Linked DNA regions of Homo sapiens: region 2 is linked to region 1. Evidence: read pairs that join two places in POLR2A ChIA-PET (ENCODE). Cell type or tissue: endothelial cell of umbilical vein. All regions are shown on one strand. Links, peaks and the distances in the headings refer to the core of each region. The heading gives the core; the rest is flanking DNA.

Evidence for each region. Peaks named below come from ENCODE experiments on the same cell type or tissue, not always from the same donor. Only the 100,000 strongest peaks of a DNase experiment are listed, where the experiment ranks them.
Region 2: POLR2A ChIA-PET joins it to region 1 with 5 read pairs; 2 of 35 experiments call an interaction of 5 or more read pairs at or near these places.

What each region holds. Positions count from the first base shown.
Region 1 is chr10:33,298,857-33,315,488 of GRCh38, forward strand. The region is part of intron 2 of NRP1 (neuropilin 1); the gene reads right to left. Among named protein-coding and RNA genes, the nearest start is that of NRP1, 27 kb to the right of the region's middle. In endothelial cell of umbilical vein, for the core only: no CTCF peak of the experiment used is centred there; DNase peaks (open chromatin) are centred at 7,475 and 8,165.
Region 2 is chr10:32,983,100-32,999,731 of GRCh38, forward strand. ITGB1-DT (ITGB1 divergent transcript) reads left to right here. Exons shown (of 3, transcript NR_184020.1): 2 at 2,524-2,658. Among named protein-coding and RNA genes, the nearest start is that of ITGB1-DT, 8.9 kb to the left of the region's middle. RefSeq lists an enhancer at 12,276-12,776. In endothelial cell of umbilical vein, for the core only: no CTCF peak of the experiment used is centred there; no DNase peak of the experiment used is centred there.

The DNA.
Region 1 (16,632 bases), core at 6,637-10,636:
TAGGCTAGAATGTTGTCAGAATAAAAGTTTCATATTCTTCCCACTAATCAAAATACTCTCACCACCACCACTACTGCTATTACTACTTCTACCTACCATGCATTGAGCACTTATTTGTGCTGGGAACTTCACTAGGTACTTTGCTGCATAAGCTTGGTTTGTTTTATACTTTAAGGACCCCACAAGGTAGGCACTATTTTTAGCCCCACTTGGTCACTGAGATAAATGAGGCATGATGAGGTTACATTGCTCAAGGTCACAGAGGAAGTGTCTAACCCTGGCTCTGTCTGACCCAAAGTTACTGATCTGAAAACGATGCTACGCCTTTTCTAGAAAATGAGCCAAACCTGCACCCCACCCTACAAAGCAGTCCCTGCCCCCCTGACCCTGCCCCAATCCTTAGAACTACCTATCTTCTTTGTATTCATAGCTCTTCCAAGCAGGAGTCCATCAGCACTGCAGGCTGAGCACAACATACCAGCTTTTGGGTCAGACACCAGCTGCTGAAACAGGCCCTTCAATCTGTTGTACTCCCCAGAATTGCCTCTGATCCTTGCCTGACAACCATCCCAGGATTTCAGATCAAGATGTCTGAGGCAGGCCCACTTCTAGGTATTTTTTGAAAAAATTTGTTACAGGTGACAGGGCGTGGTGGCTCACACCTGTAATGCCAGCACTTTGAGAGGCTGAGGTGGGAGGATTGCTTGCGGCCAGGAGGTCAAGACCAGCCTGGGCAACATAGTGAGACCCCAGTCTCTACAAACAAATAAAATTTAAAAATCGGCTGGTTTTAGTGGCACGCACTTGTGGTCCCAGCTACTGAAGAGTCTGAAGCAGGAGGCTCCCTTGAGCCCAGGAGTTTGAGGCTGCAGTGAGCTATGATTGCATCACTGCTCTCCAGACTGCATGACAGAGAGAGACCCCGTCTCTAAAAAAAATAAACCAATTGCTACAGGTAATTGATTCTGATGACGATGCTTGCTTGAGAATCCTGGAGAGATCCTCGCTGCCTTGATAGAAGCTGGGGACTTTAGGGGGACCCTGAACTCCATCTGAACTCTTGGTTATTGACTGCTCTCTACTTCTCTAAAGAGACGGCTGTAAAAAATTGACTTAGAAAGCCACTCGAAAAAGTTCACACTCTGAACTGCCTGCTAACTCCCATTTCCTACCAAATCAAGATGAACACTTTGCTTGACTTTCACAATGTCTAGCATCTTCACAGTCCCCTGTATTCCTGTACAACCTGCTCCTTCTCTTTTCTTTGCTATCACGGGGACACCCTGTGTACATTTAGGCCTAGAGTTTTCTTCTAACCTTGGTGTCAAAGTGTTTCCAATCACCAACGAGCTTTCAAGGGGACAAGAAAGTTCCTTCTCTCCTATTTTCATTGGTCTTCTAACAGCAATAAAATTTCTACACACTTCAAGAGTGTCCACCTGGAAGGAGAAACATAGTGAAGGATGCAAATGTCCATCAACAAAGTGCATCTGTGTCAGAAAGAACTCAGGTACAAATCTGTCACTGCATCAGGTGGGAGCTCTAAGGCTCCACTTTGGACAGCGGCCAGGAGAGGATTTCCAAAGAGTTCGAGTTCCTCCCGCCCGGCCTGGACAGAATCAGGCAGGATTATCTGACAGGAGGATGCTGCAGTGGTTCCTGAGTGTGTGCACATCTCAACCCCCAATGCTGGTGGGAAAGGAAAATAAATCTTGGGGCGCCCAAATCACTAAGCTAAAGGGAAAGGTGAAGCTGGGAACTGCTCAGGGCAAACCTGCCTCCCATTGTATTCAAAGTCACCCCTCTGCTCACAGAGATAAATGCTTATTTGATTGCCTCCTTTGGAGAGGCTAGTCAGAAACTCAAAAGAATGCAACCATTTGTCTCTTATCTACCTTTGACCTGGAAGCCCCTCCCCTGCTTTGAGTTGTCCCGCCTTTACTTCGAGTTCTCCTGCCCTTTCCAGACTGAACCAATGTTCATCTTACATATGTTGATTGATGTCTCATGTCTCCCTAAAATGTATTAAAGCAAGCTGTGCCCTGACCACCTTGGGCACATGTCATCAGGACCTGTGTCATGGGCATGCATCCTCAACATTGGCGAAATAAACTTTCTAAATTAACTGAGACCTGTCTCAGATTTTTGGGGTTCATACTGGCTGCACCCCTTTCCATGGGGTTGCTGCCCCATTCTCTCCTCCATGGGAGCCGAACAAAGTCCAAATCAGGACGTTGCCACACAAAACAACACAAATGTTGTATTATTCAAATAGGAGAGAGGCTCGGTGCTGTCCTCATTTGGGTTATGCCTGCAGTCCAGAGGAGCAGAGTTTGGTGCATGGGGAGAACTGAATGTCGAGGGCTTGACAGCCTGTTCGCTTGGCTCCTCTGTCCTGAGATTACATTCAGGATTTTCTCTTTGGCCTGAAGTTAGGGAGGTAGGTGGAACAAGGGTGACCTTTGGAGTGGAATTTTCATAAAATAAATAAACTGGATGACAGCGTATAAAAGTTACAAACCTCTTTAGAATGCCATATGTGAGCAACTTGTAAACAGTCCATAAATATCACCTGCAGGGTGGAAGTCAAGGAGGCTGATGCAGAATTCTGTAGGAACACATTTTCTGCAACACTGAACCATCTGGTAACGACAATTTATTCTCTGGTTGGCATAGGAGTACAATGATAAAACATGTTACTACTGACTTCTGTCTGGAAAAAGACGATCACGGTCCACTGTGTTGTGTGGACATGGGGCCAGTGCGCGTGACTCTCAGCCACTCATATGCCCTGTGGTGGTGTCAGGAGAGGAATTAAAAAATTAAAGGGGTGTTTTTTGGACATCCCTACTCCACAAGCAGGATTTCAACAGCAAACAACACCAAGAAAAAAAAGTTTTTGGAGAAAAATTGTTCCTTTCATAATAATGCCACTTTTTGAGCGATTCGTTTTTTAAAAAGTTCACAAACATCTGTGTCATTCTTGGGGAATAAGTGTAGAAAGAACATATGGATAGCAACTTTACCCTTTATAAACATTGCTTATTTTCAATATCCCAATAATTAGTTCTAGAATAATGAATTCTGCAAAGGATAACAAGGTCTTTCCTAGGTTCTATTTCACATAGAGAATTTATAAAAAGAAAGAAAAAGAGAGCAAGAGACAGAGAGAGAGAGAAAGGAGTTTTGATTTTCCTCCAAATAGACTACTTAGTACAGAGTCTCTGTATAATAAAAAAAAATTTCCAATTTCTCCAAAGTGAAGAATAATGTAACAACGGAAACGCAACTGAAGGAGATGGGCTAATGGCTTTATTATAACAAACACACATACAAACTAGACGCATTTTAATGTCATTATCCCCTACCCCACCCAACACCAACCTTCTAACTGTGCTTTTAATCAAGAATTCCTTCTTATGTTGTTACTTCCTGCCCTTCTGGGTTCCTATGATATGCAGTTTCCATCCTGGTCTCATCCTGTTTGGCCCCTTTGCGTAAAAGCTAAGGATGGCTGGCCCACAGCCTACCAGGGCTTTCAAAGCCCCAGAAGTCTGTAAACAGGAAAGATTTCCTCTGAGGTTGTGGGCTCCTCCTTGATCAAAAGATGGCTATTGGATAAGAACTTCCCCTAAATTGCCAGCCACTCTTATTTTCCAGATGAGATCCTCTGTTGGAGGGTACATTACTAGGTATCTATGGCAGAGGTGACAGGCAATTTGCCAGGACTCCATGAAGTTGCAGGAGAAGTAAGTTGCAGCTGCTCTGCTGTTAATGAGGAGGTAGGGCTTGGAGAAACACAAAGATTCCTCTGAGCAATGGCCCTGGCAGGGGTCCCCTCCTGGTTAGCAGCCAGGGAGGGTGAGCGAAGCAAACATCAGTTCAGAATATGAAAGAGGGACAGAAGGACTGCATGAAGAGCCCCAGCAACCTTGAGGGTCTCAGAGGTTGGAAATAAGAATAATGACTTCCACCAAAAAAGTTTAGTTTTATCCCCATGGTTGGTAAGTGGCCTGTTTTTGAGAAATGGGAGGATAGTCAATGACTTCCTAGTTGGAGACATCATTCCATGTAAAAGGACTGCTTAGGTCTGTTTTTAGGGTCAACTTTAGAGTCACAGCTCATAATTTCAAAGTTGGGTACATCTTTGTCCAAGGCAGCGAATCTTTCCCCCGTGATTTCATTATGAGCTAACCAGTTCAGGCAAAAAGCTGTCCCTCAAGAGTCACTCAAGAATTTTGCATTTATTTCTAGTTAATCACACCTGTCTCTGAACCTTGCCATGGAAGAGTGAAGTGAGGGAGAGAACAAAGCTTTTCCTCTACCTTCTTTCTAAACTGGGTGAGTAGATCAAAGTGTACCAAAACAAACAAACAAACATTTTCGAAAGACCTTCTTTCCTGAATGCATCTTATCTTGGAACACATCCTTCTTTGTTAATTACCTGACAAGAAGAAAGGATGCTTTGAATTCTTATCGTAGATTTCTCTGCACCACTCAGAGGGCACTTAATAAATTATCTTCTTCCATTTACTATCTCATTATTTGGATAAACTTCATCTTTTGAAATAGATTATAAACTTTTCAATCCCAGGGGATTATAGCGTAGTTCTTCGCCCCTTCCTTCCATACTTTTTAGGTACGAGCATCGGTAAACAGTTTCGTATTTAAACTCTACTTTATTTCATTTCTAATTGACAATGACCTGGGCCTTACTTCATTGTAATAAGGAAACAAAATGATGAAGCCAGAACTTGCAGATGGCTGTTCTGTCTGTTTCAGTGTCTCGAAGTCAGAGGTTGGTGGTTAATGATAAGAAAGTAAATGTTAAATGTGCTTTTGCACATTTAGCAAACAGACTGAGAACCAACTTAGAAAACATTTTATTTACATTTTAGTTATAGCATTCACCTTCTTAAGATATAACATATCTGTTTGCAAGTCCTGACTCCCCACTTGACCGTGACCCCTTCAAGGACAATAAACAAGTCATTGTCCATCTTTCTATACCCGTGTAGTACTCACTATGATACTGGCATATGATATACACTGATATAAGCTCCAGTGTTTTCTCTGATTAACATCAAATAATATTGTCATGACAATGAGAAATAAGAAATGTAGGTTCTGATTTTTTCCCAAATCTTGAGAATCTGTTTTTCCTTCAAGCTATAAATTGGGGATTCAACCAAATCACATGAAGCAGCAAGTATTTCCTGTGTGGCACTTAGCTGTTCTGGGAAATAACTCAATGTCATTTGGTTAACACACACACCCAGGCCAAATAGTTGAAAATAACGGAAAGACATCATGGTAATTAGGTTAGGAGTTGACCCAAGACATGTTCTCATTAAAATTCTTTCTATTTCTGGTCTCCATTCCGTCTTCTTTCACTGATTGACTTTTCTTTCTTTGAATGAAATTCCCTCCCCCAGATGGACTATTTCACCACAGCAAAAAATTGAGAAAGCTAAGAAGACAATGGGGAGGAAAACCAATACTACCAAAAGGAAACCTCGGAGAGTTTTGCTTTCTGTGAGTTCTCTGTCAGTCAACCCTGTCCTGTTCTATAAGACCCTTCTCATAGACCCCTCTTTCAAGGGTTTTCAAAAAGGAAAGCCTATTTATTTACTTATTACCAATTATGACCTCACTGGTCTTCCCACTCTTTAGCACTAGGGCACCAGAACCCCAGTGTATGATGATGGTCCCCTAGCAGCCATTCCAATGACATTATTCAACTCAAACAGAGCTTTGCAATAAGCTGTGTCTTTCCTTATGTTCTCTGGGGGATGAAATGAGAATGACCCCATCTAAACAAAAGACCACATGGTTGGCATTCAACAGTCGACTCCTCCCCATTTATTTGTGGATCCAATTCAGTCTAGGTCTGAGGCTTTACAGAAATGCATGGCACTCCTCACAGATGGCATCTGGCCACCCCTTGAAAGCTTCTGGTGGAAGGGGAGCTCGCTGCTTTTCGAGGCAGTCTGTCACACGAGTAGAAATAGCGTAGAAACCCATATGTCTTGAGTCTAAGCAATGACATTCAAAAAGCAGAAGCATCCATGCAACCAGATTGACTTAAAGTAATGTAAACAGTCCAATCGATTCTTTGAAATTGAAGAATGACTTGCTGTAGAGCATTGTGCTCCATGATGGTGTGTTCTGCCAGCCTAGGCATGAGCACTTTGTGGTAGTACAATAAACTACTCCATAGCACATGGGGAGGAGAATGTGAATCAATGATTTAGTGTGATCTCATTGGTAACTCAGTGCTGAAGATCTGCTATCATATATTTAGGTGAATAACTATTCCAATGTGCTGGATGGCACTTTACAAACATATATAATCTACAAAAATGATTTAAAAAATTTTTGTGCACCTTTCAAGTCAAAATAGCTCAAGATATAATGTGGACATCCTAGGAAAATAATAATTGATGCATGTTGGAAACCTTTTCATGGTATATTAGGGCTATAATTTCTACCCATTGGTCCCTGTTCTGCCCTTAAGGATGACACAGCATAAGTTATAAACCCCTGAAGGTCTAGCTGCAAAATGGGTGCATGCACTCCCAAACACCAGATCGTGATTATGCATTACCTGGAAAAGTAAGAAGTAGGGAAAGCAATATGGCTGAAGACAAGTGTGTTCAGTGAGGGGATCGTTGTCTCGGGAATCCTGGGAACCAAGTTCTCACTGTGGACCCACTCACTGGGCAAGTCACTTCCTGCCTAAACTCCACTTTCTCTACCCATCAACTAGAGAGGTCAGATTCTCCGTTAGCTGCCAAACAGTACATGGGTAAAATTCTATAGGTTTAAAAAATCATATACCATGACTAAAAGTCTATGATAACGGGAACACAATTTTGGGATCTCTTTGTAAAAAAAAAAAAAAATCTGTTCTTTTTTTCTTTTTTCTTTGAGATAGAGTCTCACTGTGTTGCCCAGGCTGGAGTGCAATGGCATGATCTCAGCTCACTGCAACTTCCGCCTCCTGGGTTCAAGAGATTCTTCTGCCTCAGCCTCCCGAGTAGCTGGGACTACAGGCACATACCACCACGCCCGGCTAATTTTTGTATTTTTAGTAGAGATGGGGTTTCACCATGTTGGCCAGGCTGGTCTCGAACTCCTCACCTCGTGATCTGCCTGCCTCAGCCTCCCAAAGTGCTGGGATTACAGGCGTGCCACCGTGCCAGGCCAGTAAAAAATATTTCTAACCAAAATTTTCACTCCAGCTGTCATACATGTAGGGAAGTGATTGTTTATATTAATTTGCAAAGGCTAAATCCATTTTTCCCCCCAACTCTTTGTGACTTGCTTGGGCTAGCCTGCAAAAACACTTCTGTTCATGGCAGAGAGCTGTCTGCATCCAGCTGACATTGTTTCTCTGGCTTAAATAAAAGAGGCAGGACAATGAGTGTTAAACCACTGCCGGACTCTGATGTAGTGTTTACGAAGGCAGCTGCTTTTGCATTCTGCGGGTCAGAAGGGTGTGTGTGTGTGTGTGTGTGTGTGTGTGTGCACGCTCCTGCATCTATGTAAGATCTGAGAATCACTGAAAGCAGCTTCCTTCATCCTCTATTTTGACATAAAGATTCTGAATTCAAAGCACCTTCAGAAGCAACAAGAGATTAAGACAGGCCAGGCAACGACTTAATATGGTAAAACATATCTTATCCCTGTGGTCAGTTTACAATTTCCTTGACAGATAACTGCTAATTAAGACATATTATTTCAGAAATTATGGTTGATTTCCTTTGTTATTTACACTTTTGTTAAAGGTAGTCAATGATGTCTTTTAGCTGCTCAATAAAGGGTCACCTAAGGAAAAGCAACTGTATGCCTAACATCTGGGAAAAATATTCCCAATGGGGTAGGTTTCATGAGAACAAAGTTATTTCTCAGATGACTCTTTCCTTGCAGCTTCAAGCTTTGTTTTCCTAGGAATTGTGTAGAAATGCTGGAATTAATGAGTGATAGAGACTTTGATTGAATCAATATTGTGTGAAATTAACTTGCAAACATGGTTGTGATTACTTTTGTGGGAGTTGGACTGAATTTCTCAAGAAAGTACACAAAGAAAAGACTCAGGGCAGAGCTACAGCTGCCTGACAGAGGCAAACAGAAGCCTAACTTTATGGACTTTTCCATACTCTGCATATGTTGAAATGACAGGCTGATTCATAGCTTCCTTGCTTAGTTTCCAAATCGCTTTGCAACAAAAGCAGATTTACTCCCTTCCCAAGACTATAACTAGGATTCATGATCCCATAGGCTCAAATCTTCATAAAGGGAATTTTGCAAAGCATGCCTCCCAATTCTTGACAGTCACAATTCAAATATTTTCACAAAACAACAGGACTCTCAATTAAGACAGAGGTCAGCAAACTATGGCCTGTAGATCAAACCTATCTGACTGCTTGTTTTTGTAAATAAAGTTTTATTGGAACACAACCATGCTCATTCATTTGCCTATTGTCTATGGCTACTTTCACAGTATGACGGACGAGCTGAACAGTTGAGATTGAGGCTGTCTTGCATGCAAAGCCTAAAATATTTCCTATCTGGCCGTTTTCAGAAAGTGTGCCAATTCCTGATTTAAAATATCAATTTGTGCCATAAAAAAAAATCAATTTCTTTGAAAACATAGATATAGTTTTAAAGTAAACCTCCCCAACCTCCCCTACCTCCATGAATTATCTTCTAAAGCAAATTGGAGTATATATCAAGAGTCTTAATACTGGTTTTATTCTTTAGTTCAGCAACCACACTTCTAGAAATCTCTTCTAAAGAAATCCCTAAGCATACATCAAGATTTATGCATACAGATGTTCATTCCATCATAATTTATAATTATTTATAATCTTGAAAAATTGAAAATGTCCTAAATATTCTAGGCCATTTAGATAAAAATTATTTTAGAAAGATGTGATTTACCAAATGCTTGTTTTTAAAAATATTTAAAGAATTACCATTTGACCCAGTAATCTCATTACTGGGTATATACCCAAAGGAATATAAATCATTCTACCATAAAGACACATGCACACATATGTTCTTTATAGCACTATTAGCAATAGCAAATACATGGAATCAATCTACAAGCCCATCAATGGCAGACTGAATAAAGAAAATGTGGTGCATGTACACCACGGAATACTACGCAGCCATAAAAAAGAATGAGATCATGTCCTTTTCAGGAACATGGACGCAGCTGGAGGCCATCATCCTAAATGAACTAGTGCACGAACAGAAAATAAAATAGTGCATGTTCTCATTTATAAGTGGGAGCTAAACATTGAATACATATGGGCGCAAAGAACAACAGATAGCAGGGTCTACTTGAGGATGGAGGGTGGGAGGAGGGAAAGGATCAAAAAACTACCTATTGTGTACTGTGCTTATTACCCGAGTGACAAAATAATCTGTACACTAAACCCTTGTGACATGCAATTTACCAATATAACAAACCTGTACACGTACAGGTTTATATATAAAACAAAAGTTTTATATATATACATATATATGTATATAATATATATATTTAAGAGCCTAATATAATGTTTTACATGTAATTTCAAGAGAAAATGGTAGGATAAAAGCTGTCTATAGAAAATAATCTCATTATTCTTTTTTTTTGAGATGGAGTCTCACTCTGTCGCCCACGCTGGAGTTTAGTGGCGCGATCTCGGCTCACTGCAGCCTCTGCCTCCCGGGTTCAAGTGAGTCTCCTGCCTCAGCCTCTGGAGTAGCTGGGATTATGGGCATGCATCACTATGTCCAGCTAATTTTTTTGTACTTTTAGTAGAGATGGGGTGTCACTATGTTGGCCTGGCTGGTCTTGAACTCCTGACCTCAAATGATCTGCCTGACTTGGCCTCCCAAAGTGCTGGGATTACAGGTGTGAGCCACCATGCCTGGCCTCAATTTTTTTAAAAAATGCATATTTCTAAATGCAAAGAAAATAAGCAGAAAGAATATATGCCAAAAATATATATTTTAAAATTCATTTCAGATAATTTTGTGCTCAAGAAAAATAAATATACATGCCTTTTTGTTTAATTTATGAAAATGTTAGTCCCAAATAAAGTTCTTCTTAATTTATAGAAATGTTAGCCCCAAATAAAGTTAGTACCCATTTAAAAATGAGTATTAACCTATTTCCAAAACAGTCCACTTTTTAATGTAATAAAAATTAAATATTTTCTAAAATATTATTTTTATGAATCACATTATCTTTTCATAGATGGAGCAGAGATGGCAGTTTTGGGGCACTTGTGCTGCCACTTTTTCCTCTTGCCCACACTGAACACTGCAACCTATTAAGCCATTTCTTTCTAAGAAGTTTCTCAAATGTACTACAGATGGCCACTACTAATCAGTCAGAAGTATTAAGTGATATCAAACATATTTGCCCTCTGTGAGAGGGCTACATAAGTTTTCCAAGTTAATTCCACCCTTCCTCTTAAGACTACATGGTGAAATACATTTTTATCACCGTAGATCTTGATCATCTTGCTTCGAATGTCTTAGAATGTTCTGCGTGTATTTCTTTCAAATCCAAAGAAATGCGCGGTGTCTCTTCATATGCATTCAATGCTGAATGTCTGTGTTAGGATGTACTGCCCCAAGGGCTGGGTGAAGCTGCTGCCTCAAGGGTCCTGGTGAGCCTAGTTACTGTATCGCCCATGTCCACAATTTCCTGTATTTCTTTCTAGCACCTGACACTGTGAACAATGCTTCCGTTTTTGAAATGCTCACATCAGCAGCTTTCTGTAGCAAGACACTGTTGTAACTGGTACCTCTCTCATAACGCCTTCCCATTGTCCTTGGAACACCCTCTAACCTTAATCCATCCCATCAAGGGGGCTTTTTCTCGAGACATTTATTTCTTTTCTTTTTCTCCTTGCCCTTCTACGAAAAGTCAATTTCTACAGCTTTAGCCAACAAGTGATTCCCACATTTCTATGTCCAGCTTTGCCCAGTTTCCCGTTTCTCAAGTTCTTTTTTGCACATCTCTACCTGCAATGTTTAAAAGCCTCTCAAAATGTTCGAAATAGGACCTACTCTCTTGCTGTATTTGCCTTTTTTTTTTTTTTTGAGACGGAGTCTCGCTCTGTCGCCCAGGCTGGAGTGCAGTGGCGCGATCTCCGCTCACTGCAACCTCCGCCTCCCGGGTTCACGCCATTCTCCTGCCTCAGCCTCCTGAGTATCTGGGACTACAGACGCCCGCCACCACGCCCGGCTAATTTTTTTTGTATTTTTAGTAGAGACGGGGTTTCACCGTGTTAACCAGGATGGTCTTGATCTCCTGACCTCATGATCTGCCCGCCTCGGCCTCCGAAAGTGCTGGGATTACAGGCGTGAGCCACTGCGCCCGGCCTTTTTTTTTTTTTTTTTTTCGAGACAGAGTCTTGCTCTGTCGCCCAGGCTAGTGTGCAATGGCACCATCTCGGCTCACTGCAACCTCCGCCTCCCAGGTTCAAGCGATTCTCCTGCCTCAGCCTCCCGAGTAGCTGGGATTACAGGTGTGCACCACCACGCCTAGCTAATTTTTGCATTTTTAGTAGAGACGGGGTTTTACCATGATGGCCAGGCTGATTTTGAACTCCTGACCTCAAGTGATTCACTCGACTTGGCCTCCCAAAGTGCTAGGATTACAGGAGTGAGCCACCGCGCCCAGCTGCTTTATTTACTCTTAGTGTTACTAGTACCACTGTTCTTTCGGACCCAAAGATGGAAACATTTGTATCATCATTAACATCCTGGCCTCCATCTCCTCTCAAATTCTATCACTGGTGGAGTCCTTTCCATGTTTCCTTCAGGACGTACCTTTCTTTCTAATTTTACTGCCGCCAGTCACCTTCAGAGAGTGGCTGGGGTTCTTTCGTGGGAAGAAATAAGCGTGAAATGGAAAGACAAAGCATTCTACTAATGTATTTAGTTTTTAACATTTATTGGATAATTATTATTTTTAGACCCCGGCTTGGGATGTGGGGAAGAAAAGACGACCTACAGTTTCTATTTATTGTTTCTGTTCAATTTGTGCCACTTGAAGAGTCAGTAAAATGACGCCAAGACCATAAACCAATTCCAAAAAGTCAGAGCTGACTTGGTTCAGTCCCCTTTGAAGAGATAAGGCCTGTCATTCCAGAGTATGAGGCACAGCAGGCTGGTGAGTGTAAAGGGGTTGATTGGGACCTAGAATTATAGGCAAAGAAGACAAACATCTAAGTTAGAGCTAGCAGAGGGTGTCTAACATGGAGAATACGCATATGCTAGTCAAGTGTCCAGGGTCGGGGGATTGAGTGACCTTGGGAAACAAGAGTATTCCAGCTGATGGCTGAATCTCAGAGGGTCTAGGACCCCAGCAGAGGGTTACAAGTAGAGAGCACCAGCAACCAGGAACAAACCTGATCCTCAGCCAACAATTGCCTCTGCCAGATGTTTTTTATATGCGTCTTGTTTAGAGCATGATCTAGGTCCCAGGTGGGCCTGCCTTGGGGGCTGCAGATGAAGATAATGAGGTTCTGCAAGCTGGAAAGGCATGGAGGCCACTCGGAGAACAGCCCCTGAGTAGCAGGTCTCTTCTACTTGTCAGTGTCTTTCTAGAGAATAAATATCACAAGGGCAGAGAATGATGCCTGTTTTGTTCACTGATCTATCACTGTCTCTATCACTATCGCTATCAGCTGTCACAGTGATCGGCACATACTGGTTGGTCAATAAATATTTATTGAATGAATGAATGAATGTGGTAGTAAGCAACAAATGAAGTTTTCAGAAGAAGAATTCTGGTGTCCCAAGAAACAATGCTTGGGAAAGTGCCTGAATCTCCCTCAATTTCTGAGTTTGTAAGTTCTGAATTTATTACCACTTATATATATTTTTAAGCACATGTTGTGATGAATGTTTAACCATGACCTCATGTTCAACATCAATCTCAGGACTTGTATAATATTCCACATATAAACCAAACCCTAAAACAACATTGATAAGAAACAGGAACAGTTTAAGTCGCAAGGCCAGTCTCAGGAAAGGTGTAATGACAAAAATAATGGGAGTTGACAGTTCAAATCCTTTTTTTCTCATAACAGTGTTTAGAAATACTAGACATTTTCCAATGAATGCTGGGAATTAGCTGAATAACTTTAGAAGTTAGTCCTCTGTTGAGCACTTGCTTTAACAAAAATATGGCTCAGGAGGACCAAATGGAGGAGAAAAGTGCAATTAATATATTCACTCATTTTAGGTCCTGTTTACATTTGCATCTTGAAGGAATTGCATTTATTATTTTAATTATTTTTTAAATCAAGTTTCCTGTCTGTAATTGAATCATTAATAGGGCTCTTTAGTCTTTATTGGTGACAAACACATCTATGTTTAAATTGCTCAGAATTTTCTAGTCAGATGTGCTAAGGACACATTCAGAAAGAAAACAAGTTTAAAACACATCTGTGTCCTTGTTTAGCCTTTGAAAAGCTACTTTATCATTATACATTTTGGGCATTTCCTTTAAAAATGGGTCTGGTACAACTAAACCATTTCCCAAGGATGTGTGAATTAACCAGTGGTTACAAAGAGCTTCGAAATGATGATGGACTATCAGTGCTAAGTCAAATTATGAAATTGCACCTTTGCAAAAATGCTATTGTAGGAATAAATGAATCTGAACGTGGTATTTACAGTGTGATTTGCTTCTGAAATAGAATATTTCTAATGGGCCTCTGCAGGCAACAACAAAGTGCCATCTTATCTCCTGTTGATAGACCACAATTTCAGAAAATTATTTTTACAATGGCATCTGAATAAGCTCCTTAATTTGAGACTGTTTTCCAAATAGATACATAGCTTATTACTTTGCTTACGCTGCCTTTGAGACACAAAGAGTGAGGTGGGATTCATTAACAAAATCGCTGTTGTCATTCCTTTGTGGTTTTTTTTTCAAAGTAATTTCTCTTCTTTACAAGCTAATGTTAATGAGCTATGTTGAATAAAAAGATCAGGTAAAAGCTACTTTTGTGTTAGTGATCAAATCCGAGTTTGGGTTAATACTCAGGTTATCAATTGCACTTAAAGCACACCTCAAACTTGGTTTGCGGCTCCTGTAGTTTGAAGACCAAACCAATCACTCATGTATGGAATTTCTACTGACTGTGAATGTTATATTCAACAACAGCAGAACAATACATGTGTATTTCAGAAGACCACATTCTCAGTTCTTCTAAATAACTGATTAGATAAAATGCATCTGTTCATGGGTAAGACTAAGGTCTAGGTGAAAAAGTAGGCAATTCCTTAGAATAAATTTTGCCAAAACAAGGTCTAAAACGTCTGATACCACTTAGGGGTTGAAAACTGACATAAAACATGTGTCTCAGTGAAATATGAGTAGGAAGGAAGAGAAGGCTGTGTTGCAAAAGTCAAGGAGGGTCTGGGCTGGGCTGGAACAGCAGCTTGGATCTAGGGAAGAAGAAAGCAAAAAGTAGGGAGGGTCTTGCAAAGACCAAAGAAAGCCCCAGGGATCAGGACCAGCCTCAGCTGTCAGAAAAGACATCTCTGATTATTACACATTGTAGGCCTGTATCAAAATAGCTCATGTACCCCAGTAATGTATACATCTGCTACATACCCAAAAATTAAAAGTTAAAAAAAAAAGACATCTTTGTAATATGCTCTATGGCAGGAGGATTTTTTCTGGAGAATTAGAATCCTGTTACTTTAGAGACAAAAGTGCTTAAAGAGAAGAGCTTCATTCCTCTCATTTCACAGATGAAGAGACAAAGGCCCAGAAAGTCTCAATACTTGAGCTCACAGCTAATTAGAGCTCAAGTGATTCCTAGAACTCAGGATCACAATGAGTACCTGCGGGCATCACACATGAAGACCGCACCGTTAACTGAGCAAATTTCTTGAGAGAGCTACGGACATGGTCCACACAGGACGGGCACCAAGGAGACAAAGCTGAGGGCACAATCAAGAGAAGCTTCTGCCTCTGCCCCAGACAGTCTTTTGTCTTTCATCCCATGGAAATGGAAATGCAAACGTTTATTAGTTTATTACGTAAGTTCCTTCCTTCCTTCCTTCCTTCCCTCCCTCTCTCCCTCCTTTCTCTCTTTCCCTCCCTCCCTCCTTTCGTTTTCCTTCCTTCCTTCTCTCTCTCTCTTTCTCTCTCTCTTTCTTTCTTTCTATTCCTCCCTCCCTCCCTCCCTCCCTCCTCTCTCTCTCTCTATTTTCAGAGGTAGACTGTTGCACTGTGGCCCAGGCTAGAGTGCAGTGGTGTGATCATGGCTCACTGCAGCCTTGAACTCCTGGGGTTACCGTGATCCTTCCTCCACAGCCTCCCGAGTAACTAAGACTACGGGCGCATGGCACCATGCTTGGCTAATTTTTTAAAAGTTTTTATAGAGACGGTATTGCCCAGGCTGTTCTCAAACTCCTGGCCTCACGCCATCCTCCCATCTTGGTCTCCCAAAGTATTGGGATTACAGGCATGAGCCACTGTGTCCAGCGTCATGTAAATCATTCTTTTCTATGGTTGCAGACAAACTAGAGAGGTGAGAAGGAGGGAGTGCTTTCTGTTTGTTTCTAAAATAGACAGATAACAGAAACATTTGGAAATATTGCGGAAAACTAAGTGTAAGAGAGTAACATTGAAGAGCTAGTAAGAAAGATAAAACCAGCTGTGGAGGCTGGGTTTGCCTGTTGTAGGTGTCATCATACATCTACTACTTTGCCTCTTCCTCTTGGGCTGGCATGAACACATTGTGCCACACGCCTTAAGAAACACTTAGGAAACACTGGTATGGAGGGAGAGGGGAGAGCCCAGGCAGCAGTGGAATCCTCTCATTGCCCCCTCCAGAAACAAGCAGGCCTGGGCTAGTTCCTCCAAGTAGCATCTTTGTCTAGGACAGGAGGCTTGTTATTTTTCTGGTGGTATGGACTGACATATTTACACCATTCTTCAAGGAACGCATCCCATGTTAACTTCTCTAATGAAGAAATTCACTTTCTGCCTCTTCCCTGGCAAGCCTGCTGTGAAGTTAACATGTGCATTTACTGGGGTTGCCAGCTGGAACGGAAGCAGGCTCTAAATTATTTGTGTTTAATTTATGTAAAGGTGGTTTGGACCTGAGCCCAGATGTGAATATACAATAGACCAAGTTTACAGAATTGTGACACAAAGTCCCAAGAGTTGTGGGGATGTCAGAAAACACTCAGCAATCAGGACGTATGCCTACAACATTAATACATTTTATGCGTTCAACTCCAAAACAGATTATGGAGACGACTGTAAGACAGAAAGAAAAACTTTCAGCCAAGCACTATCTCTGCAGATTTTTTGAGATGTAGCTAGAGCTACTCAAATGTAAAAATTCAAGCTTTTAAAAATAGAGGTTTTTAGGGGGAATATGTAAGTCTGACTCACTACCCAGGAAAATGAAGGGTTTACCATGTAAATGAGAAGAATAAGTGAGCATTTTACAGTATGATTAAGTTAAGCCTTTGTCCAGAGAGCTGACTTGGTCTTCCTGTGCTGGAGGAACACACTGGAGAAGTCTAATTGGATGTCCATTGGCTAACTGGAGAAGACTCATTGGTTGTCAATTGGCCAATTGGAGA
Region 2 (16,632 bases), core at 4,108-8,107, 320 kb before region 1:
GGACATTAATTTGGCAGTTTTAGGGCAAAATTCTAAGTGGTTGATGATAGTGAAAAATTGAATTGCCTTAAATGCCTAACAGTAGGGAACTTGTTAAATAAACTTGATGCTTTCATGCAATTATGTTTTCAGATAAAATCATGTTTTCAAAAACTATATATGGACATGGAGAAATTTAAATTTAAGTCAAAAAGATATGGTGGCAGAAACTGTTGACTTCCTACCCACACCACTTCCCTTCTCCTTCCTAACACCTCTTAATTTTGGTGGGCTTTCTATTCTCTGCACAGCAGTGTGCTTCAGGGGAGGCAGTCACCAGCCCTGCCCTGGGGAGTGAATCATCAGTGAGTGGTGAATGTGAATTCCCCTGGCTAGTGATCTTCTGAGTCCGGGGAGTATAATTCATTCCAGGCCAGTGAGGTGGATGAGAGTGGAGAGGCTTCTGGAAAAGCTTTCCTCTATCTTTAAAAGCAGGAAACAAAGTCATGCTTCCATTAAATGTTAGGAAAAGCTTCCCTCTATCTTTAAAAGCAGGAAACAAAGTCATGCTTCCATTAAATGTTAGACTCTACATGTGATAAAGCCACCATGCAGCCAGGCCTGAGGCTGAGCTGACAGGCCTGGGAATGTGGAAAAATGCAAAGGCCCCAGCTGATTGATCTGCTGATCTGTTGACTTATTAGCCTTGGAGGCTGCAGGTCAGTGACCAAGAGCCAGTTCAACAAACACCCACCCACTGCAAATCAGTTTCCACTACGGCTGATTTGCTGGATTTACTCGCTTCTTTTAACTATTTAGATATTGTTGACTGATTTTCATTTTGTCTTCATAAAAGCATTTAAGGAATATTAAAATTGTCTCAATTCTAGTTCCTTGTTGAGTAACTGAAGACTGACTTTTGATGAGTTGTCCAGCTAAATAACTCATCTTATTTCCAAACTTATTATGTGAGCTAATTTTTTCTTATAGTTTAAACCAATTGCATATTGAGTCCAGGTTTTCTCTTAATTACCACTAGAAGTATACTAATGGGATACATGTAGAATAAGAGAGAGAGAGAAATTGGGGGGAGGGGAGAGAGAGAAAGAATGAATTATTTCTGGGTTGTAGGATTGGGAATATAGCTGATTTATGCCTTTACTGTATATTCATCTTTGTATTTCTCTATTTTCTAAATTTTCTGTAATGAACATATATTGCTATTATGAACAAAGTGGAAAGTTGTTTGTTTTGAGACAGAGTCTTGCTCTGTTGCCCAGGCTGGAGTGCTGTTGCTCAACCTGGACTCACTGCAACCTCCACCTCCCTGGTTCAAGTGATTCTCATGCCTTAGCCTCCTGAGTAGCTGGGATTACGTGCGTGCCACCACACCCAGCTAATTTTTGTATTTTTAAGTAGAGACAGGATTTTGCCATGTTGCCCAGGCTGGTCTCAAACTCCTGGCCTCAAGGGATTCGTCCTCCTCAGCTTCCCAAAGTGCTGGGATTACAGGCGTGAGCCACGGTACCCAGCCCTGAAAGTTGTTCTTAAAAACTGGTTTGAGGGCTATAAAAGGTATGAGTGCTAATCTCAGAGGATTGTAGAATCATTGAGAATTGACATCTAGAGCTTAATAAAGTGGTGGCTGGGCTGGTGAGGCTACACAAACAAGGAGCAATTGAATCAATTCTAGAAGACTGAGTATGCGTAGGATGAGTAGGAAGAGGTGAGGCTTAGGACCTCTCGATCCATTGTTTGTGTTTGGTAGGGGAGGACTGAAAGGCCATATTTACAATATTTAGGCCAGGCTTGGTGGCTCATGCCTGTAATCCCACCACTTTGGGAGGCCAAGGTGGGCAGATCACGAGGTCAGGAGTTCGGGACCAGCCTGACCAACATGGCAAATCCCCGTATCCACTAAAATATAAAAAATTAGCCAGGCGTGGTGGCGGATGCCTGTAATCCCAGCTACTCGGGAGGCTGAGGCAGGAGAATTGCTTGAACATGGGAGGCGGAGGTTGCAGTGAGCCAAGATCGCACCATTGCACTCCAGCCTGGGCAATGAGAGCAAGACTGTATCACAAAAAAAAAAAAAAAAAAGCCACAATATTTATTGTCTCTTCCATGCATGATGCTTTACAAATACGTCATCTCCTTTCATCATCACAATTGTGAAAGTAGGTAGTATTATCTTCATTTTGTAGAGGTAAGAAGTGAAGCTCAAACGTGCACAGAAGTAATAAATATTGGACCTGTGATTTTAATGTACAGCTGGCATTAAATGTCGTGTGCAACACCTCTCACAGATGAGCTTACTGGAAGTGAAAATCAGAACATCAGAGCCAAAGAAAGGATTCTGACAAAAAGCTGTTGTGATTGTAAGTGACAGGAACCCAACTCGAAGTACTTAAGCAAAAATGGAAATTTATTGCCTTAGGTAGCTAGAAAGGAATGGAGTGAAACCAGCAAAAGGCTTGACTGTGCCTCGGGTGAAGGAAGGTGTAGACTGTACAAGAGGTATTGAAGCATCTTTTTCCACCTTAGGAGACAGCTTCCCAAGGCTGGAAAGAGGGGAGTGCGGAACATGCCTCCACCATACCACTGCCCACCTCCTGTGACCTCTGCAGCAAAACCTGAAGCCCCAAAGAGGCAGCTTCTCAAAGTAAAAGTGGAATGAAGGTCAGGTTGGTCTAAAAACCCATCCAACAATTTGTGGAAAGGGTTTACATCATTTTGTTATTTGTATGTCATTGCTTTTTGCATCATATTGTTTGTCCTTACAAAACAAATCTGGACACAGCAAGTTGTTCATTCGCAGAGAAAGAAAGCTTACTCACACTTCCTGTCATCCAGCAGCAAAGAATACTGACCACAGAGTGACCTTTAAGTGTAAGGCTTTAATGAGTATTAGGCTGAATGCCTGTTTTCCAACCTGGTGCAAAATATTTATATTTTAGAAATTGTGATTTTTAACATTACTGCAAGAAAGAGGGGCTTCTATTTCCTTTTTCCTCTATTTAGTCCCTAGATTAAGAATTGGCAATTTTTTTCTACAAAGGACCAAATTGTAAATATCTTTGACTTTGCAAACCATGTGATCTCTGTTGCAACTGCTCAACTGCCTTTGTCTTGCAAAAGCAGCTGTGGATGATATGTATGCAAATAAACATGGCTGTGTTCCAATAAAACTTTATTTTCAAAAACGGGAAGTCAGCCAGATTTTGTTCGCAGGTCTTGGTTTGCCCTAGATCACTGTTTTTTCCCCCCGAGTTTAAAATCATCATTTTTTTGTTGGTTTTAAACCCATGCCAGAGCAAGAGAACTTCACAATTTTCTATGGGTATACTGTGTTTTAGTTATTTGGATGATTGTCCAAAGAATCAGTCCACAATAGGAATTATTGTTACCTGTTTTGTGTTTCCGTTGGTTCCAGAGAGGAATAATCTTATCAAGTCATGTAGGTTAAAAAATTAAAATTAGTAAAACTATAGCAATAGAAAAATAAATTTAATGTTTTTAAACCTTGCATTTAAAAGGTAAATTTGGCGGGGGGCGGTGACTCACACCTGTAATCCCAGCATTTTGGGAGGCTGAGGCTGCTGGATCGCTTGAGCCCAGGAGTTCACGACCAGCCTGCACAACATGGCAATACCCCATCTCTACAAAAAAATACAAAAATTAGCTGAGCATGGTGGCGCACACCTGTAACTACCTTGAGGGGCTGAGGTGGGAGGACCCCTTGAGCCTGGGAAGTCAAGGCTGCAGTGAGCCGAGATGGTGCCACTGTACTCCAGCCTGGGTGGTAGGGTGAGACCTTGTCTCAAAAATAAATAAATAAATAAAATAAACGGTAAATTTGATTAAGAAAAAGAAAGATGCAAAGTGAACTGTGAGTAGATGGAGGGATCATAAATTTGGGGGACCAATAAATATTTTCCTCACTGTGGTGGGGAAATTGATAGGTGAAATAATAGAGTAGCTGTTATTTTAAGTCTGTAGGAATTTTTGCCCAATGACAAATGTGGAATTCAAAACCCGTTTATAGGTTGTGCCTGACTAGTTTTCTTTTTCTTTTCTGATTAATAACAATGTATTATTATATGTTTAAAAAATCTGGACTTACATAGCATCTTAATAATTGCTCATATACAGCATTAAATGCACAGCTGTCTTATTTAAACTTAAAAAGAAACTCCATTTTGGTGATAGCTATTATCATCTCTTATAGCATGACCAAAAAGCATCCTCAGAAATATAAGCCTACCTCACATGTACATGGTAACCTTGGAAATTAGGGTGTGTCGGCATTATTATTCTTACTTTCAGATATAAAACAGCATGGAGACTGATTTTTCCCAGGTCATATGTCTAGTGACCTGCAGATTTTTGGACCCCAAGTCCACATTCTTATACTACACCACAGTTACCAAATTGCCTTTGTTGACATGTAGACTTTTCAATTTGCAATTGCTTTACACATTTAAAAAAATTGTGAATAAAAGAACAAACTATTTCAGTTTTCAGTTGCAACTTACAGAACAATTAAATCATAACAAAAACATAGTATGTGTTTTGGGTGTATCACTTAAATGAGTAGAATAAAGGGATAGAAATCAATATGTATGTGGACTTGTTCTTCTTTTCTTTTTCTTTCTTTTTTTTTTTTTTTTAAATTTGAGATAGGGTCTTGCTCTGTCACCCAGGCTGGAGTGTAGTGGTGCCATCACTGCTCACTGCAGCCTCAACCTCCCAGCCTCAAGTGATCCTCCCACCTCAGCCTCTGGAGTAGCTAAGGACTACAGGCACGTATGCGACCACGCCTTGCTAATTTTTTTTGTATTTCTTGTAGAGTCGGGGTTTCACCATGTTGCCCGGCCTGGTCTCGAACTCCTGGCCTCAAGTCTCTCTGGCTCAGCCTTCCAAAGTGCCAGGATAACAGGCGTGAACCACGACACCCAGCTTGCTTTGTGTACTTCTAGGGGCTCAGGTGAACCACATGAGTTCCTGGATGTGCTTCCATGTTTCACAGTGAATTCATGTTTTTGGTCCAATCATGACCATTTAGACTGTTTAAGAAGGCTGTGTACCAGCTTTAATATTGTATTTTATGATATTAGTGATCCCTGAATTTTATTTGAAAAAATATTATTTTACTGAGTGATTTAGTAGGCTTGATCATTTTCCTTGCAGCTTTCATATTTTGTGACACACTGATTTAAGAATCAAGTCTATATCTGAATGTGAAAAATCTGCAATGAGGATAGCAAACAATTATATTGTTTTAATAGAAAAATTATTTGATAATTTCCATGTATTGATGATTTCAGTAGAATCTATTCTGCATTTAACCAACAATCAGTAGTTCCCAAGCTATTCCGTAGTTTTAGCTTTAACACATAGTACATGCTTAATAAACATTAGCTGAATGAATGAATGAATGAATGACTAAAGACTTTCAGGACCTGGAAGGGAGGATGTAAAGAACCCAGGGCCAAGTGTCATGCAAGCACTGGAGCATCTAGATCCCCTCCGGACACCAGCTTCCTTTCCCACAACCCAAATGTTCTTTTCCTTTTATGAATTTTCTTTAATCGTGACAAAATATATATAATATAAAATGTATCATTTTAACTGTTTGTAAATGTACAGTTTGGTGTTATTCAGTACATTCACATTGTTGCACAACCATCACCACCAACTATCTCCAGAGCTTTTTCTTCCTCCCCAACTGACATCCTGTACTCATTAATCAATAACTCTCCATTCACCCTCCCCCGAGGGAGACTATTCTTGTTATTCTCTGTCTTTTTTTTTTTTTTTTTAATAGCTGCCATTCTAAGGGTATGGCCTAATTAGTTTTTAACTGGGTGAGAAGATGAAGAAAAAAGAGCAAATGAGCATGAGAATCCAGTAACAACCAAGCAGAACCGTTCTACTTTTGTCTCTCTGAATGTGACACTCTAGGTACCTTGTATAAATGGAACGATACAACATTTCCCCTTCTGTGTCTGGCTGATTTCACTTGGCATAATGTCTTCAAGGTTTCATCAACATTGTAGCATGTGTAAGACTTTTAATTCCTATTTTTTTTTTTTTTTTTTGAGGCAGAGTCTCACTCCGTCACCCAGGCTGGAGTGCAGTGGCGCCATCTCGGCTCACCGCAACCTCCACCTCCTAAGTTCAAGGGATTCTCCTGCCTCAGCCTCCCGAGTAGCTGGGATTGCAGGTTCCCACCACCATGCCTGGCTAATTTTTGTATTTTTAGTGGAGATGGGGTTTCACCATGTTTGCCAGTCTGGTCTCAAACTCCTGGCCTCAAGTAACCCACCCACCTTGGCCTCCCAAAGTGCTGGGATTATAGGCGTGAGCCACCATGCCTGGTCCTTCATTCCTTTCTAAAGCTGAATGACACCCCACTATGTGCCATTGCATGTATGTACCACATTTTGCTTATCCATTAATCCATCAGTGGACATTTGGGTTGTCTCCACCTTTTGGCTATTGTGAATGATGCTGCTATGAACATGGATGTAGAAATATCTGCTTGAACCCCTGCTTTCAATTCTTTTGGGAATATACCCAGAAGTGCCATTGCTGGATCTATGATAATTCTGTTTAACTTTCTGAAGAACTGCCATACTGTTTTTTTGTTTGTTTTGTTTTTGTTTCTTGAGACAGAGTCTGGCTCTGTCGCCCAGGCTGGAGTGCAGTGGCGCCATCTCAGCTCACTGCAACCTCTGTCTCCCACGTACAAATGATTTTCCTGCCTCAGCCTCCCCAGTAGCTGGGACTACAGGCGCGCTTCACCTCACCCAGATAATTTTTGTAGTTTTAGTAGAGACGGGGTTTCACCATGTTGCCCAAGTTGGTCTTGATCTCCTGGGGTCAAGCCATCCACCTGCTTTGGCCTCTCAAAATGCTGATATTACAGGTGTGAGCCACCATGCCCAGCCTGCCATATGTTTTTGTTGTTGTTGTTGTTGTTGTTTACTGTGGCTGCTGTTGTTTACATTTTCACCAGTAATGCGCAGGGGTACTGATTTCTCTACATCCTCATCAACACTTGCTATTCTCTGTTTTGTTTGTTTTTTTTCTTAAGAGTTGCCATTCTAAGGGTATGACCTAATTAGTTTTTAACTGGGTGAGAAGATGAAGAAAAAAGAGAGCAAATGAGCATGAGAATCCAGTAACAACCAAGCAGAACTAAAGACTCAAGACTTTCTATAAGCAGCCATGGACTATCCCTTTGCCTTGGCCTGTTATGGTTATTTCTGAAGCAGTGAGATCTCAATACACTAATAAGAAAACAGAGGCACACACCAGTTATGTTTTATGTCAACTAGGTTATGACTTCAAACTGTTATTCTCTGGAGTCATAAATAGAGCCTTTGGGTGAAACGACCTTATAAAAAGTCTTTTGGATACAATGTTAACTATTTTTTTGCATAGAATCCAGGATCACTTCCCAAATCCCTCTCCTTCACAAAGCATACTCTTTCTGAATATATATAGCAATTTATATATAATTCCAAATATATATGGCAGTTTAAGAACATACAATAAGGTCAAAGAATTCAGAAAAAAATAGAGGAAACTTAAGCATTTAGATCAGGATTATCACATGTGTGAATTGATATTACTTTATACTATTTTTCTCCAAAATCAGTGGAAACTCCCCAATTCCAGCATTTGTTAAGAGTCCAGTATTTAATCATTCCTTAAGTGCTCCCTTCCACTGCCCTCCCTGACACCTAAGCACACCCTTGGGTTCCCATGTCCTCAAAGTGCCATCTGCCTGACTACCACACCTGAGAGAGAACAGTACTCATATCAGAACAATTTAACCTTGCTATTGTTTCTCACTGACAAATGGAGTTTTGCTGCATATTTGTCATCCTCTGGCAACAGATGGTGCTGGTCTACTTCACAGCAATTCTGCTCCATCCTGGTGCCCTCATAATCCTCCTATAGGGAACAAGCTCAGCTGTGTGTGCTCCCAGCTCAAGTTCTCTCTTCAGTGAATACAACCATGCTCAGCAATTGCTCCCAGGACATAGACACTATACCCATCAGAATAGCTGCATTTGGAGGAACTTTTATAATAGCATCAGTTTTGTGCTAGTCCAAACCAGCTCTCTTCCACAAATTCTGGGGACTGGGCTTTAGTCTTGGTTACCAGTTTGGACACCCATTTCCTCAAGATAATTTTTGAAATAGACTTTATTTTTTAGAGCAGTTTTAAGTTCATAGCAAAATCAAGCAGAAAGTAGAGAGTTCCCATCTAGTGGTATACAGAATAGTTTACTGCTCCCAGAATCTTTCTATGTGCTGCCTATTCTTTCTCCCTCCCCACTATCTGCTGATCTTTTTATCTCTTTATAGTTCTGCCTTTCCTAGAATGTTGTGAAATTGCAATTATACAGTATTTAGCTTTTTTCGACTGGCTGCCTTCACTTAACATATGCATTTAAGTTTCTTCCCTGTCTTTGTTTCTTGAAACAGGATCTTGCTCTGTCACCCAGGCTGGAGTGTAGTGGCATGCTCTTGGCTCACTGCAACCTCCACCTCCTGGGTTCAAGCAATTCTCCTTCCTCAGCCTCCTGAGTAGCTGGGACTACAGGCGTGCACCACAACGCCTGGCTAATTTTTGTATTTTTAGTAGAGATGGGGTTTCACCATGTTGGCCAGGCTGGTCTTGAACTCCTGGCCTCAAGTGATTCACCCATCTCATCTTCCCAAAGTGCTGTGATTACAGGCATGAGCCACTGCACCCAGCTTGATAACTCTTTTTTTTGGTGTTTGTGGACCTAAATTTTAAACTTATTTGGGTAAATTCCAAGGAGTGCAATTGCTGGAATGTATGGTAAGAGTATGTTTAGTTTTCTAAGAAACTTCCAAACTGTCTTCCAAAGCGGCTGTACCATTTTGTATTCCTACCAGCAAGGAATGAAAGTTCCTGCTGCTTCACATCCTTACCAGCATTTAGAGTTATCTGTATTCTGAGTTTTGGTCATTCTAATAAGTGTATATAATGGTATCTCACTATTGTTTTTGGCAATTGACTAACAAAATTTGATGTTAAGCATCTTTAATATGTTTATTGGCCTTCTACATATCTTTTACGGTGAGGTATCTATTTGGATCTTTTGCCTACTTTTTTAACTAAGTTGTCTATTAGTCCATTCTCACGTGCTAATAAAAACATACCCGACACTGGGTAATTTGTAAAGGAAAAAAGTTTAATTGACTCACAGTTCAGCATGGCTGGGGAGACCTCACAATCATGGCAGAAGGCGAAGGAGGAGCAAAGGCACATATTACATGGCGGCAGGCAAAAGGCACGTCTTACGTGGCAGCAGGCAGGAGAGTGTGTGCACAGAAACTCCCCTTTATAAAACCATTAGCTCTTGTGAGATTTATTCACTATCTTGAGAGCAGCACAGGAAAGACTTACTCCCATGATTCAATTACCTCCCACTGGGTCCCTCCCACAACATGTGGGAATTATGGGAGCTACAATTCAAGATAAGATTTGGGTGGGGACACAGCCAAACCATATCAGGTTGTTTGTTTTCTTATTGTTGAGTTCCAAGAGTTCCTTGTATACATATTTTGGATAGCAGTCCTTTATCAGATAGGTCTTTGCAATTACTTTTCTCCCAGTCTGTTGCTTGTCTTCTCTCTACAGTGTCTTTTCCAGAGCACCTCAGGATAATTTTATTTCTGGAAACTCACATTTCTTTTATGCCACTGGGCCTTAGTTTGGACCAAAATTACTCTGTTTTAAAATTCCTTCCCCAGAGACTGCATTCTTCTTAAGCAGATTGAACCACATCCTCCCTAATAACCAATTTTGAATAGTAGGGACTCAGGTCAACTCTACTTAGTCACAGAAGGCTCTGTTATACCCAAATCTGATGACATGCTGTCTAGACACCCACATTTGCCTGAAAGGGTCACACAGATGACCCATGACAGGAAAAACATCAGACTAAAAAAACTTCTTGGGGCCAGGCACAGTAGCTTATGCTTCTAATCCCAGTACATTGGGAGGCTGAGGCGGGCAGATTGCTTGAGGCCAGGAGTTCCAGACCAGCTTGGCCAACATGATAAAACCCTGTCTCTACTAAAAATACAAAAATTAGCTGAGCATGCTGGCGTGCACCTGTAGTCTCAGCTACTGGGGAGGCTGAGATAGAAGAATTGCTTGAGGCGGAGGTTGCAGTGAGCTGAGATTCTACCACTGCACTCCAGTCTGGGCAACAGAGTGAGACTTCATCTTAGAAAAACAAAACAAAACAAAACAAAAACCTTCTTGATTAAAATATATAGTTCTAAAACTATTCTGTAGGACACTGTAATGATGGATATATATAATTATGCATTTGGCGAAACTTACAGAATGCATAACACAAGGAGTGAATCCTAAAGTCAACTATGGACTTTAATAATAATAATGTATCAATATTGGCTCATTAATTATAACAAATGCATCATACTAATTCAAGATGCTAGTAATAGGGAAAATTATGGATGTGTATGTGTGTGTAGTGGGTATATGGGAACGCTCTTTACTCTGTGACCAATTTTTCTGTTAATCTATAACTGTTCTAAAAAAATTCTATTAATTAAAATAAATACACTGCCTCAAATATATGTTTTATTTATATATCAATTTGGTTCATTTGTTTGAAGAACATTTTGCAATGGTGAAAACAACCATTAAGGTACTATCTTACATTTAATAAATGCTGATCAATTCATTAAGGTGAAAGTTTAATTATTTGAGCAATTAAATGTGGTATCTTTTTTTTTTTTTTTGAGACACTTGCTTTGAGTCTTGCTTTCTTTTTTGAGACACTTGCTTTGTCTCCCAGGCTGGGGTGCAGTGGCTTAATCCCGGCATACTGCAACCTCCGCCTCCTGGGTTCAAGTGATTCTCCTGCCTCAGCCTCCTGAGTAGCTGGGATTACAGGCATGCGCCACCACACCTGGCTAATTTTTGTATTTTTAGTAGAGACAGGGTTTCACCATGTTGGCCAGGCTGGTCTCGAACTCCTGATCTCATGATCCACCCACCTCAACCTCCCAAAGTGCTGAGATTACAGACTTGAGCCACCGCGCCCAGCCTAAATGTGGTATCTTAAACATACACCTTTGATATTCTGCCTCCCCACCATCCCCCTCCCCTACCAGTTCTTTATTAAAGCAACTCAACAAACATAGAAGGAGAAATTCTATCTGCCCTCCCCCACTAGTTCTTTATTAAAGCAACTCAACAAACATAGAAGGAGAAATTCTATCTGCCACTGGAAACTAAAAGGTATTCTTATACTTCTGAGATTGTGGAAGGCAAAATTCTTTTTTTTTTTTTTTAATTTAACTTTTAAGTCCAGGGGTACATGAGCAGGTTTGTTATATAGATAAACTTTGTGTCATAGGGGTTTGTTTTACAGATTATTTCATCACCCAGGTAGTATCCATTAGTTATTTTTCCTGATCCTCTACCTCCTCCCACTCTCCACCCTCTGATAGGCTCCAGTGTGTATTGTCACCCTCTATGTGTCCATGTGTTCTCATTTAGTTCCTACTTATAAGTGACAACATGCAGTATTTGGTTTTATGGTCCTGCATTAGTTTGCTAAGGATGATGGCCTCCAGCTCCATCCATGTTCCTGCAAAGGATATTATCTCATTCTTTTTTATGGCTGCATAGTATTCCACGATGTATATATACCACATTTTCTTTATCCAGTCTACCATTGATGTGCATTTAGGTTGATTCCATGTCTTTGCTGTTGTGAATAGGCCTGTGGTGAACATATGCATGCATGTGTTTTATGATGGGATGGTTTATAATCCTTTGGGAATACACCCAGTAATGGGATTGCTGGGTTGAAAGGTATTTCTGTTTTTAGGTCTTTGAGGAATCGCCACACTGTCTTCCACAATGGTTGAACTAATTTACACTCTCATCAACAGTGTACAAGCGTGGAAGGCAAAATTCTAAGCGGGTCCCAACTCCCAACCCCAGATGTACATAGCTTATTTGTGGAGGAAATGCGGGAGTGTGGAGGGAATCTTTGACTATCACGGGATAATTGCTCCATTAATTAGACTGCATCATGTGGCACATGGTGGTGGCATAATCACTCCCTTCATTGCATCACATTTTATGAGACTCCCATGGAGCAGATTGGAAGAAAGTTAGAAGTCAGAGATTTGCTTCTGCTGACCTGGAAAAGAGCAAATGAACTGCCTTTGAAGGCCATGTGGCAAGAGACTGCAAGTGGCCTTTAAGAACTGAGGGTAGTTCCTAGCAAGAACACAGGGATCTCGGTCATACAGTCGCAAGGAAGTGAATTCTGCCAGACACCCAAATGAGCTTGGAAGAGGACCTGGAGCTCCATATGAGAACTGTAGCTACGGCCAACACTGATTGTAGCCTTGCAGGGGATCCAGCTGTACCTGGACTCCTGGACCGTGGGAACCATGAGATAACAAATGCGTGCTGATTTAAGCCATTAAGTTGTGGTACTTTGTTACACAGCAAGAGAAAATGAATACAGAGGGTGTAGAGTGGAAATCACATTACAGGAAAGACCATGTGCTCTTGCTCACCTTTCCTGGGGAAGCCCGTGGACTCCGTGGTCAGAAGCCTTGTTTGAGGGGGTCCTCTCACTGCCCCAAATCTCCTCAGGCAGTCAGAGGAGCAGATTCAGTGAGACTTGTCACTCTGACCCACTGCTGCCTGCCTTGATGGAGAGGAATTAGCACAACCGGAAGAGGAGCCCTGTTCACCTGCTGTGTGTCCTCAGCCCTAGCCCCGCTGAGAAAAAGCTCAAGCCCTCTTGTTTATCAACTCTCAGACCATTTCCTTTGGGGAAATCCCAGAGCCAGAGCTCTGCAAGAACTTAAGAAACTTGTTCCAGCTAATAATACTAAATAAGCTAGACAATAATAACAAACCACAGATGGGTAGAACCGTCTGGTGAAAAGGAGGGCACCAGATTGACCACTTAGAACAAATGAACCTTTCTGAAACAGGAACCAGGAGAGAGTTTAGAAGAAATATTCTAATTCAGATTCACAATGGTTGGAGAGATCACTTTTAAAAATGTCTTTCATGAAAAAGAAATACTCTGAAATAATTCTTTGGAAAAAAACTTAAACCATAATTTTCAAAATATAAATCTAAATAACAACAGTGAATAATATAATAGACAATTCCAAACACTGAATGATATTGACAGAATGTGCACATAAGAGAGAGGTCATGAGAAAGGATAAGTATCTTGGAGAACAGATTTGGAAGTCCAATCTAAAAATAACGGGAGTTGTAAATGCAAGAAAAAAATGCAATGAAGAACAAACAATCAGTGAATAGTAGAAAATACTTCCCCAGAGCTGAAAAAAGGGCTGTGTCTGCAGATTGAAAAAGTTCACCAATTTATGATGGCCTTATTTTTCAAAAGCCCATTTCTAATGTTAAGAACTGTGAAGGCTCTGAGACTTAACCATAGTGGCAAGTTAACAAAGCAAAGGAGTCTAACTCACCATCCTAGATATTCAGGGATTCAGAAGTAAATGTATAGCAATGATGTGCACTTTTTGGATAATTACTTGTGAAAATACTCTAGTTAAATAAAAACAGAGTAAAAATGACAAAAAAGAAAAAACCCACAATATACAGGAGAGTAGTAACTAGTAAAACTTCAATGAAACATAGAATTAAATCTAAATAAATTTTCATAAGTGAAGTGTGATGCAATTAAAAATAATCTTGAAAAAGAAGAGGTATAAGAAAATAATTTTTTGAGCATCTGAAAAATTAGGCAGATTATTCACTAAAACCTTGAGGCAGGAGAGAGGGAGGGAGGAAAAAGTAAAAGCTTGCAAAAGGTCCCAATCACATTTCTTTGTTAAAATATAATAATAGGCTGGGCGTGGTGGCTCACATCTGTAATCCCAGCACTTTGGGAGGCTGAGGTGGGCAGATCCCGAGGTCAGGAGTTCAAGACCAGCCTGACGAACATGGTGAAACCCGGTCTCAAAAATACAAAAATTAGCTGGGCCTGGTGGTGCATGCCTGTAATCCCAGCTACTCAGGAGGCTGAGGCAACCGAATTGCTTGAACCTGGGAGGTGGAGGTTGCAGTGAGCCGAGATCACACCACTGAACTCTAGTCTGGGTGACAGAGCGAGATCTGTCTCAAAAAAAAAAAAAATATATATATATATATATATATATATATATATATACACATAAAATAATCTACTGGTAGAGTGAATACATAGAGCTGTCTAGTCCATTAAAAAAACACAAAAGAAGAAGATATGAAAACTGGTTTAATGAAAGATAAATCAAGAGGGGAGAAATGAAATAAACAATAGTAGGAGGCCAGAAATAGTGGCTCATGCCTGTAATCCCAGTATTTTGGGAGTCCAGGGAAGGAGGGTTGCTTGAGCCAGGAGTTTGAGGCCAGCCTGGGAAATATAGTGATACCCCATCTCTACAAAAAATAAAAATAAATTAGCTGGGCGTAATGGTGCATGCCTGTAGTGCCAGCAACTTGGAAGGCCGAGGTTGGAGGAGAATTGCTTGAGCCAGGGAGGCCAAGGCTGCTGTTAGCCATGATTGTACCACTGCAGTACAGCCTAGGTGACAGAGCAAGACTGTCTCAAAAAGAACAAAAAACACCAAAAAATAATGGTAGGAGAGGAGAAATTTCTGTCATGTTCCCTCATGCAAGCCTGCGTTTAACCAGGGCCTTCCCCACAGGGAAGAAGCTTATGGGTGTTAAAAGGGAAGAACTCATGGTTGACTCCATCTCACTCATCTTTTCTTTTCCTGCATTTGGTTGGCAAATGAACTCAGGGCTTGTCTCAGGCTGTTTGTACTGCTATAACAAAATACCACACATTGGGGCATTTGTGAAGAACAGAAATTTATTTTCTCACAGTTCCAGGGGCTAGGAAATTCAAGATCGAGGCGCCGGCAAGTTTGTTGTCTGATGAAGGCTGCTCTCGGCCTCCAAGATGGAGCCTTGTTGCCACATCCTCCAGTGGGGAAGAATGCTGTGTCCTCACATGGTGGAAGGTGGGAGAGCAAGAGAGCTGAATGCTGCCTGAAGTCTCCTTTATAAGGGCCTTTATCCCATTCATGAGGGAGGAGCCCTCATGACCCAATCACCTCTAATGGCCCTACTCCCACTTTTTAAAAGACAAACTTGTTTTTATTTTTTATTTTTTTTGAGATGGAGTTTCACTCTTGTTGCCCAGGCTGAAGTGCAATGGCGTAATCTCAGCTCACTGTAACCTCTGCCTCCTGGGTTTAAGCAATTCTCCTGCCTCAGCCTCTTGAGTAGCTGGTATTACAGGCATGTGCCACCACGCCCGGCTAATGTTTGTATTTTTAGTAGGTACGGGGTTTCTCCACGTCAGTCAGGCTGATCTTGCACTCCTCACCTCAGGTGATCCACCCTCCTTGCCCTCCCAAAGTGCTGGGATTACAGGCATGAGCCACTGCGCCTGGCCAAAAAATCAACTTTTATTCTAGGTTCAGGAGGTACATGTGCAGGTTTGTTACCTGGGTATGTTGCATGATGCTGAAGTTTGGGGTATGAAAGATCCTGTCACCCAGGTACTAAGCATAGTATCCAATAGTTAGTTAGCCAATCCTTACCCCCTGTCTTTGCCTACCACTTCTAATAGTCTCTAGTTTCTATTGTTGCCATTTTTATGTCCATGAGTATCCAACTTTTAGCTCCCACTTATAAGTGAGAATATGTGGTATTTGGTTTTTCTATTCTTGCATTGATTTGCTTTTTTTCTGGATATATACCCAGTAATGAGATTGCTGTGTTGAATAGTAGTTCTAAGTTTTTTAAGAAGTCTCCAAACTGCTTTCCATAGTGCCTGAACTCATTTACATTCCCACCAACAGTGTAAAGGAGTCCTGTTTCTCCACAGCCTTACCCATATCTGTTGTGTTTTTTTTTACTTTTTCATAATAGCCATTCTGACTGATGTGAGATGATATCTCATTGTGGTTTTGATTTGCATTTATCTGATGATTAGTGATGTGGAGCATTTTGTTACATGTTTGTTGGCTGCTTGTATGTCTTCTTTTGAAAATGGTTCATGTCTTTTGCCCATTTTTAAATGCGGTTATTTGTTTTTTGTTTGTTAAGTTGTTTAAGTTCCTTATAGATTCTGGATATTAGGCCTTTGTTGGATGCATAGTTTGCAAATATTTTCTCCCATTTGGGAGAAATCCGTTAATAATTTCTTTTGCTGTGTAGAAGCTTGTTAGTTTAATTAAGTCCCACTTGTCAATTTTTGTTTTTGTTGCATTTGCTTTTCAGGATTTAGTCATAAATTCTTTCCCAAGGCTGATGTCCAGAATGGTGTTTCCTAGGTTTTCTTCTACATTTCTTACAGTGTGAGGTCACAAACATTTAAGTCTTTAATCCACCTTGAGTTAATTTTTGTATATGGTGAAAGGTAGGAGTCCAGTTTTATTCTTCTGCATATAGCTAGCCAGTTATCCCAGCACCATTTATTGAATAGGGAGTTCTTTCCCCATTGCTTATTTTTGTCAACTTTGTCAAAGGTCAGATGGCTGTAGATGTGTGGCTTTATGTCTGAGTTC